Linked DNA regions of Homo sapiens: region 2 is linked to region 1. Evidence: chromatin loops called from intact Hi-C (ENCODE). Cell type or tissue: endothelial cell of umbilical vein. All regions are shown on one strand. Links, peaks and the distances in the headings refer to the core of each region. The heading gives the core; the rest is flanking DNA. Region 1 has its middle 83 kb from the start of ANLN. Region 2 overlaps AOAH (acyloxyacyl hydrolase).

The links. Peaks named below come from ENCODE experiments on the same cell type or tissue, not always from the same donor. Only the 100,000 strongest peaks of a DNase experiment are listed, where the experiment ranks them.
Region 2: a loop joins it to region 1, with 4 times the contacts of the local background. A loop is called at or near these places in 1 of 110 quality-filtered maps.

The regions. Positions count from the first base shown.
Region 1 is chr7:36,471,033-36,475,429 of GRCh38, reverse strand. No RefSeq gene overlaps it. Among named protein-coding and RNA genes, the nearest start is that of ANLN, 83 kb to the right of the region's middle. In endothelial cell of umbilical vein, for the core only: a CTCF peak has its summit at 1,873 (motif pointing left); a DNase peak (open chromatin) is centred at 879; H3K27ac peaks cover 1,347 bases.
Region 2 is chr7:36,524,488-36,528,884 of GRCh38, reverse strand. The region is part of intron 19 of AOAH (acyloxyacyl hydrolase); the gene reads left to right. Among named protein-coding and RNA genes, the nearest start is that of AOAH-IT1, 73 kb to the left of the region's middle. RefSeq lists a cis regulatory region at 1,734-1,744 and enhancers at 1,667-1,811, 1,588-1,882. In endothelial cell of umbilical vein, for the core only: no CTCF peak of the experiment used is centred there; no DNase peak of the experiment used is centred there.

The DNA.
Region 1 (4,397 bases), core at 191-4,190:
AAAATACTCCTCTCTTTTTTTGAAGGTGGCAACAAGATAAAAGTAGGAAAAGAGAAGGTGTTAGTATATATGATTAGCTTAGGTTTTACAACATATGACAGAAATCCAAAAGTGACAATGGCTTAAACCCATAGAGGTTTATTCTCTCACATAAAATAAGTCTAAAGATAGTCTAAGAAGATTTGGTGGCATCATTAAGCTATGAGGAACCTGAGTTTATCTTTATACTTTACTGTCCTCAGCACATGGTACCTATCCTCTTGATCCAATATGGCTACTGCAGCTCCAGCCATCATGCCTTTATTCCAAAGAGGAAGAAGAAAAAAAAACACTTCCTTAGTTGTTGGTCCCCTTTTAATGAGTCTTCTTTACATATCATTGGCTGGAACTAAGTCATATGGCCATACCTAGAAATGTAGTCTTAAATTTTGCTGTCAGAGTATCCTTCTCTTCCTCACTGCTCCACTCTCTGCCCCAGTTATATAGTGACTCTGATGTTAAAACAAAGGGGTGGGGAGATGGATGTTGGAAGGCTCTAACAGTATATATCACTGTGGGTTTAGCTGTCCAGGAGATAAGCCAATGGTCTTTTAAACAGATTCTTAATGCATTACCCTAGCATGGGCTCTCTATGCATATCCTGGCTTGGCTTCACATACTGCCCAGACCCCACTCCCAGGCCTGAAAAAGCCAAACTAGGAGGTCAAGTGAAAGCAGGAAGGGTCCTCACCTGAGGGAGCTTGGCCAGAGAGAAGAGTCAGAATTACTGCCGACAGAAGCCAAATAGAGTCAAGCACTCAACCCAGAGGGGCCAAGATGAAAACGGAAGAAAAGGCATCAAAAACAGGATTTTGGAAGGTTAGCAGCAAGGCAGATTAAGGAGTCAGGAAGTGGTCAAAGAAGGTGATTCATAATGTTATCTGGCACATGCACGCTAGAGCTTTCCTTTGTGTGGTCTAAGATGTTTCCCGAGAAACCAGCCAGGGAAGGGACCCTTCTCTGGGGGACATATGTACTGTCTGTGTGGCCTATTATGAGCTCCCCTTTGATTTTGGCACGGGTACAGGACCCAAAAGAACCATGGGGAGCTGAGAAGGTGTGGTATCATAGCCCAGGGCAGAAGCCCTTGACGGCTACATTGTTATCCAGAGATGAAAAGTTGGCCTGTATTTTGCCTGAGGGACGTGATTTGTCCCTGTTAGTACCTGTGCCTGCTTTGTTGTTCCAGCTGTAGTTTGGCATGCTCCAACAGCATTGTGGATTGGGCCCACGCCTACACTGAGGTGACCAATGTCTCCAACTGTTGCATCTGCACTGCCCTCCCAGCAGCAGCTGCGGACAGCTTGCCTTGTCACGTGCATCCAGCTTCTGTGCAGAACTGAACATCACTAGAGACTTGGGATCCCATGGACAATGGGTGGGATGCAACACAGCGGGCTTTGGACAGGGGTGTTGCAAAACCATGGCAAGCCTGCCCCCTGGCTGACTCATAGTGTCCATGATGGATGGGGCTGGCTAATAGGAGATCACGTGGTGCCCCCATCGCAGGTGCCACAATGCATAGAGCAGCACCGGGGAAAAGTCACTGTGGGATGGCTGCCTACTGAGGTTTGTGCAAACACAACACATGTCACCACACCAAGGGTGTGGTGGAACAAGCAGCCTTACCAAGGCTGGGCCCCCCCCATGGACTTCGTGCCCCCTGGGAGTTTATGGGTCTGTGGGGACACAGGATGGCCATGTCTGCCATCCAGTTGGACCAGATGTTGTACCTGGGGTGGCCCAATGTGCCTGCCACTGTGTTTCCCCCATTGCCTAGTTGCTGGCATTATTAGGAGGCACTGCATTCCCGCTTTTTGCGAGGGCAGGGGGCCCCCTGGTGGTTCTATCCCTTAGCAATAACTATCCCTGGAGTAAAAGTCATTACTGTAGAAAAGCAGGTTACAGCCTTTGCAGAGCACACAGCTCGTGCTCTGAATGACACCTGAGTTGCTCTCCTTTTGTTAACTGATGAAGTTGATCAGATCAGGAAGGTGGTGCTACAAAACCAGATGGCTTTAGACACAGTCACAGCTACCCAAGGTGGCACCTGTGCCCTTGTAGGGACACAACGTTGTACATTTATACCTGACAACCACCGGAACATAACAGCAGCTTTACAAAGGGTGTCACAGGAGATTAAGGTGATTGAGCACCTTACTGACGACCCCCTTCAGAGATGGTGGGCATCTCTGGGCTCTGGCCTATGTTGGGCTCTCATAATCATAGGTAGCATAGCAGGAATATTAGTGGTAGGTTTTTGCTCTCTGTATTGTTGCTGTGGCCTGTGGGTCCAGGGTGCTGCTGTATATGCAGGGGTCCCCACCAAGAGGATCCCCTCGGCCTAGGGGGTGTAGTGTAAGGAACATGGCTGTGCTGCAGCCAAGCAGGCACAGGGCAGCAGGCATAGGCCCAGGTAAACAGCTTGGATGATCCAGCAGGTTTGTGGTGCAGGCACACAGTCCCATGTTTATATAATCATAAGCATGTAGACATAACATAGAGAAGCTCATCACCTGGCTCTCAGGCACTATTGTTTGTGTGGTGCATAAATGTAACACTGACTCTGTGAAGGAGCTGCTGAATAAAGCCATCTCCCATCTACCTGCTGTCTCTCAAGTGTTCTTCCAGCTCCCTGCCCTACATCCACCCACTCCCCTCAGCCCTCAGCTGGGGCTGGAACCTGACCCTGAGCATGATAGAATTCTTTATGCTATTATCAGACACTTGTACCTGAGTGTGAATGAAGACACTGAGAGCTGTGTCATGGGGTGCAGGAGACAGACTATCAGGATACTGGGTACCAGGAAGGAAAGGTGGCCAGTGCAGAGGCTGAGGGCATAACTAGATCAAGGGACAAGCCTGTCTGGTGGCCAACCCATAATAAGCACCAAGATATCACTGAAATAGGAGGAAATATTGTGCCAGTTGGCTCGGATTTCTACATTTATTTTCTTACCTTACTGGCAAACTATAATTGGTCTTGTTCTCCCGGATTCCCTCAAAGTGGAAGTAAACATTTGAAAAGCAATCCTCCCATGTGCCCATTGCATGGTGCCACTTTTGGCCTCTCTGTCAGTGATGAAAGTGAATAGGCTGGCAGTCCTACAATGAGAACAACATCAGCAGAATTCCTGGCCCCCAGTGATGTTTGATGTGGTGCTGTTGACAAATAATGAGGGTTCCACTTTATTGTTTAAATTGTAACCCTTTAGGCCAGGCACGGTGGCTAACACCTGTAATCCCAGCACTTTGGGAGGCCAAGGCGGGTGGATCACTTGAGGTCAGGAGTTCGAGACCAGCCTCACCAACATGGTGAAACCAAGTCTCTACTAAAAAAATACAAAAATTAGCCAGGCATGGTGGTGGGCACCTATAATCCCAGCTTCTCAGGAGGCTCAAGCACGAGAATCACTTGAACCCAGGAGGCAGGGGTTGCAGTGAGCTGAGATTGCACCACTGCACTCCAGCCTGGGCAATAGAGCAAGACTCTGTCTCAAAAAAAAAAAAAAAGTTGTAACCATTTAATAAACCTCCCAAAAGGATGTCCCATCCAGAAAAATATAAAACTGAAGGAATACAAGGTAAGTCTACCAAAAAAACAAAAATCACTTGCCACTATGATAGTCAGAAAAAAAATTTAAACATATTTTAACATTTTACAGCTATATGTATTTGTTATCATTCATCATTAGTCAAATGAGTAATGCTATAGAAGTATGAGCAATGGAAAAATTATAAAATAAAAGATATTCCTAAATAAGTTAAAACATTTAGTCTTATAATTTAGTTTAATAATAAGTTTAGTCTAATAATTAGGTTTAAATTTGAAGAAAAGACATATGAAATTTTTTTTTAAACAGAGGGTCTTGCTATTTTGTCCAAGCTGGACTTGAACTCCTGGGCTCAAGCGATCCTCCCACCTCAGCCTCCCAAGTAGCTGAGACTATAGGCATGTGCCACCACACCCAGCTCATGTAATTTTTAAAAGAGAAAAATCCATCCTGTCCCCTTAATGGTTAGCTAAATAAATATTGAGCAAACATGGAAACTATGTTCATTGGGAGGAGTGCCAGATTCTTAGCCTGTGTCAAGCACCCTGTCCTAGCCCTGGTTTAGGACACCTACTTCTCTTTTTCTTTCTTTTTTTTCTTTTTTTTTCTTTTTTTTTTTTTTTGAGACTCTGTCTCCCAGGCTGGAGGGCAGTGGCACAATCTTGTTTCATTGCAACCTCCACCTCCCAGGTTCAGATGATCCTCCTGCCTCAGCCCCACAACTAGCTGGGACTACAGGCATGCACTATCACGCCCAGCTAATTCTGTATTTTTGGTAGAGACACAGTTTCACTATGTTGGTCA
Region 2 (4,397 bases), core at 109-4,108, 54 kb before region 1:
CATTAAAATTTTGTAAATGGTTTGTGAAGCTGAGATGGGAGGATCGCTCAAGTCCAGGAGGTCAAGACCAGCCTGGGCAACATTGCAAGACCCCATCTCTAAAAACAAAACATCTTTTTTTATTAGCCAGGCATGGTGGTGCATGCTTGTAGTCCCAGCTACTCTGGAGGTTGAGATGGGGGGATCACTTGAGCCTGGGTGGTTGAGGCTGCAGTGAGTTGTGATCACGTCACTCAACTCCAGCCTGGTTGACAGAGAGAGACCTCATCTCTATAAAAATAAAAATAAAGTTTAATAAATGGAGCTCTATAATGCCTCAAGATTAAGAGCTGGGTCAGTCATCAGATTTATAAGTCCTGCTATGTGCCAGGAGCTATGAAGGTGCTGGGAACATAATCGTCAACAAAGCAGAAGAGTCCTTATCTCTGTGGAGGATATAGAGAGAAGAGCTTTATTCTTGTCTGTCCAGAATTCCACTGGTGAACTGATATGCTTGGAAGCAGGGCCTCATCAGCCCTTTCTTGTCCTCACAGCAATAATAAACACAGTGAAAAAGCAAAAAGTTGAATTAAGCTGAACTGAACATTCTACATCAACGTGGGAGAAAGCTCCTAGGCATTTCTCCATGCTTGGCGATTCCCATCAACAGTTCAAGGAACTTCCTGTTTTGTAATCTCCTGCTATTTGTTTAAAATAAATGTGAAGATCTAGTTTTGGTGCAGGGCCTTCTTCATCTTCTCCTCAGGAAGTTAGTGGGCACCCCACTAGGGAAGGCATGTGGGCACAGTGAGACCACTGTGGGACCTGCCTCCATGAACATCTGATACAGCACCTGCATTTGATGTCTAGGTGCCGCCATGTCCACCTCTGAAAGAGCTAGCATTTCTATCTGGTTTTCAGGAACCGTGGTAGTGTCCTGACTTAAGCTCAGAGTCAGGTACTGCAAAAGACATTTTTAACTTGAAATTTTAGCATTTTCCAAAGCAGTGGGAGGGATAATCCCCTCCCAGATCCATCTCTGTGGGTAACCACCCGTGCCTGGGCAGCTCATCTTCCCAGAAACCCACCCCATGTGGGTACGATGTGTGGTTATAGAAAGAGCCCAGAATTTACAACTGTCTTCCTATTCCAGCTCAGACACAGAATAGCTGGGTGACCTCAAGTGAATTAAATAACCACCCAGCCTTTGTTTCCTTGTATGTAGGATAGAAATAACTAACCCACGTAAAGATTAAGTAAAACAAAACTTGTAAAGTTGCAAAGACTCAGTAACTGTTAGTGGCCGTCCCCCGCCACCACCATCATCCGTGTGTATGAAGCAACTCCTTCACTCCTGATGTCCAACCCACCCCCCAGCTCCATTCACGCCTGTGAAGTACTTTGAGTTCCTTCGAGGAAGGTATGGTAGAAATGCATCCATTACCAAGAAGAAAAGTAATCTTTTATCAGAAATTAAAATCCTACAGAGTCACTTATTAAGTCTGCAGTCCTGATAGTCCCATGAAAATCTCTCCTCTCATTTTGGTACTGTATGTGATCTGACAATTGTGTCAAAAATATTCTCATTTTTCATGATACTAAAATTCACAATTTCACATCCTTGTGACAGAGCAAATTGCAGTTAAGGGTCCCTGTCACTTGAGGGTAGGCACAAGACCCATTCATTTTCCACCCTGACAGCCTCAGTCCAGCACTGAAAGATGATTACTCATCTCCAAAGACTTTCTGTCTCTTGCTGACTCATTCTCCAACTGGTTATGAACTAAACAGAGGCAGCAACTTTTCCTCCCTTCAGGAAATGCCAACTTGAGCAGGTGATATTCTTTTTCTTTGTCTGCACCACACCTCCCCAACAGAGGAAAGAAAATGCCACTTGGCTGACAAAGCCATTTTTACACTGACAGTTTAAATATACCTCCAGCTGCCCTCAACTTCCCAGACAGCTCAATTGGCATAAACCTGGCTCTTGGTTCCCCGCACCATGAATACATTTGTAAAATCAGCCAATGACTTTATGGGGCTGGCCAGAAAGCAGCCTTTTCTTTAAAATATCTGCTAGTGTTGCTGTTCATCAAACAGTGTTTGATGAACAAGTGTTTTATGAGTCTTCCTCCCTTGTTTCTATTACATCTTTGAAAAGCTGGTCATTAGCAGCTTCTTTGACTTTACAAATAAACTACATTAAAGAAGAAGAAAACAAAACAAAATACATTATGCTCCAAATCTCCACAGATCATCCATGATCATTCAAGAAACTTAATCCAGATATTCTGAAGAACAAATAGGAATTCATTGGTCTATTTTAAGTTATGGTCCAAAGTAGAAAGGAAGCTGACCAACTTACCATGTTATCTTTGAATGGACCTCCCACTCTAAAATCAATCAAGGAAAAAGTAAAGACCAGTGTCTGGTATTGCATTTCTCCCAAGAAAGCAGAATTTCATCCTGAGATAAACAAAAAAAGGATCTTCCCTTTGACATTGGTCACGATACAGATAAAATCCTAAATAAACACTTGCCTGTGAGTTACTGAAGCTCCCTTAAGTTTTACTGTCCTGATGGCTACATGTATGTGATGACCCATATCCCTCACAGACATAATAATCATATGGGGGAAAAAAATGATGTTTACCTCTGTAAATAAACAGGTTGTAGTCTTAATAAACTTGGAGCATTTTCTTTTAACACCTATTGTATTATTTTATATGGCAAGCAAGTTCTTCCAAAGGCTGGACTCCCTTGTAGTTGCTGCCTAATGTAGAGAAGGGATGGGGGTTGAGAGACAGGAATAATTTCCTAGCAGGCAGGAATGTGTTATCATCGACATTATTTAGAATTGCTGGACTATGGTGATGACAAAAGGTGGACCTCTCCCACTGCCCCCAACCCTAGGGTACGCTCCTATTCCCCCGCAAAGCTTGGCAAGTAAATATCCCTCCTCTTTCTTTGTGCTTTTTCTCCTGAGTTTTCCTTTTATGATCCCCACAATTATGGGATTGCTCAAGTCTCCAAGGGAAGGAGAAGGGAATGGTCATCTCTTCTCATTTTGAAAACACAGTATAGGTTGAATATCCTTATCCTGAATGCTTGGGACCAGAAGTGTTTCAGATTTTGGATTTTGGGGGATGTTTTTGGATTTTGGAATATATGCATTATGTATACTTACCAGTTGATCATCCTACACACAAAATCCAAAATTTTCCAGTAAGCATTTCCTTTCAGCATCATGTTGGCACTCAAAAAGTTTTGAATTTTAGAGCATTTTGGATTTTGGCTTTTTGGATGTGGGATGCTCAACCTGCATCACTAACTCTGATATCTGAATTATCTTGTTCCATGAAGACATCTATCAACACCTCTCTTTCTTTCTCTAAGGGCCATAGTTTTCAGTTTGGTAATTAGTAACACACAAAAAATGCAAATCAAAATGAAAATAGCCTAGAATTACTTTAAGCCTAGATGCCAAAATTGAATCACAGTCTAAGAAACTCATGTATAAGCAAATCTCACCTTTGTAATATCAGGCTCCTAGTAAACATTCTTCTCAAGGAACATGATATTGTTTAAACTGTGTTTCCCTAACAGGTTCAAATTTGCTTTCTACTGTGGATTTTCCAGAGCTCCTGATCACCATAATCCTTTTCTAGACTTTTTATTAGCCATCTCAGGCATGGGCTTTGATTCAACATGTCATTCAACTCTCTTTGCAAACATGGAGAGTCAGAAAGTATTTAAGAGGCTTCCTACCACCACTGCATCAGATGACCCCAGGAGAGTCCAGGTCAGGTCCATGGTTTGCTGTGCATCTATTTATTACAAGAGGACTCTGCCTCATGTCTTATTCATCCAACTCTTCACAACTTTTTAGTAGGCTCTGTCTGAAGTCTTGATGAGGCTCAATTCCCATTGGCCTGCTGTTATTAGCATACCTGGGAATTTTTTAATAACTGTCTTATCTCAGAATGCTGTAATAAAATACCATGAACTGGGTGGCTTATAAACAACAAAAATTTATTTCTCACAGTTCCGGAGGCTAAAAGTTTAAAATCAGGATGCCAGCATGGTCAGGTTCTGGTGAGGGTCCCCTTCCGTGTTGCCGACTGCCAACTTCTCATCATATCCTCACATGGTTTAAAAAAAAAAAAGAGTGAGCGAGCCCTCTGGGGTGCATTTTATTTGATTTATTTATCTTTTAATTTACTTATTGTCGAGACAGAGTCTCACACTGTCTCCCGGGCTGAAGTGCAGTGGCGCAATCTTGGCTCACTACAATCTCTGCCTCCCATGTTCAGGCGATTCTCCTGCCTCAGCCTCTCGAGTAGCTGGGATTACAGGTGCCCACCACCACACCTGGCTAATTTTTTTTTGTTTTTTTTTTTTTTAGGTTTTCTTTTGTA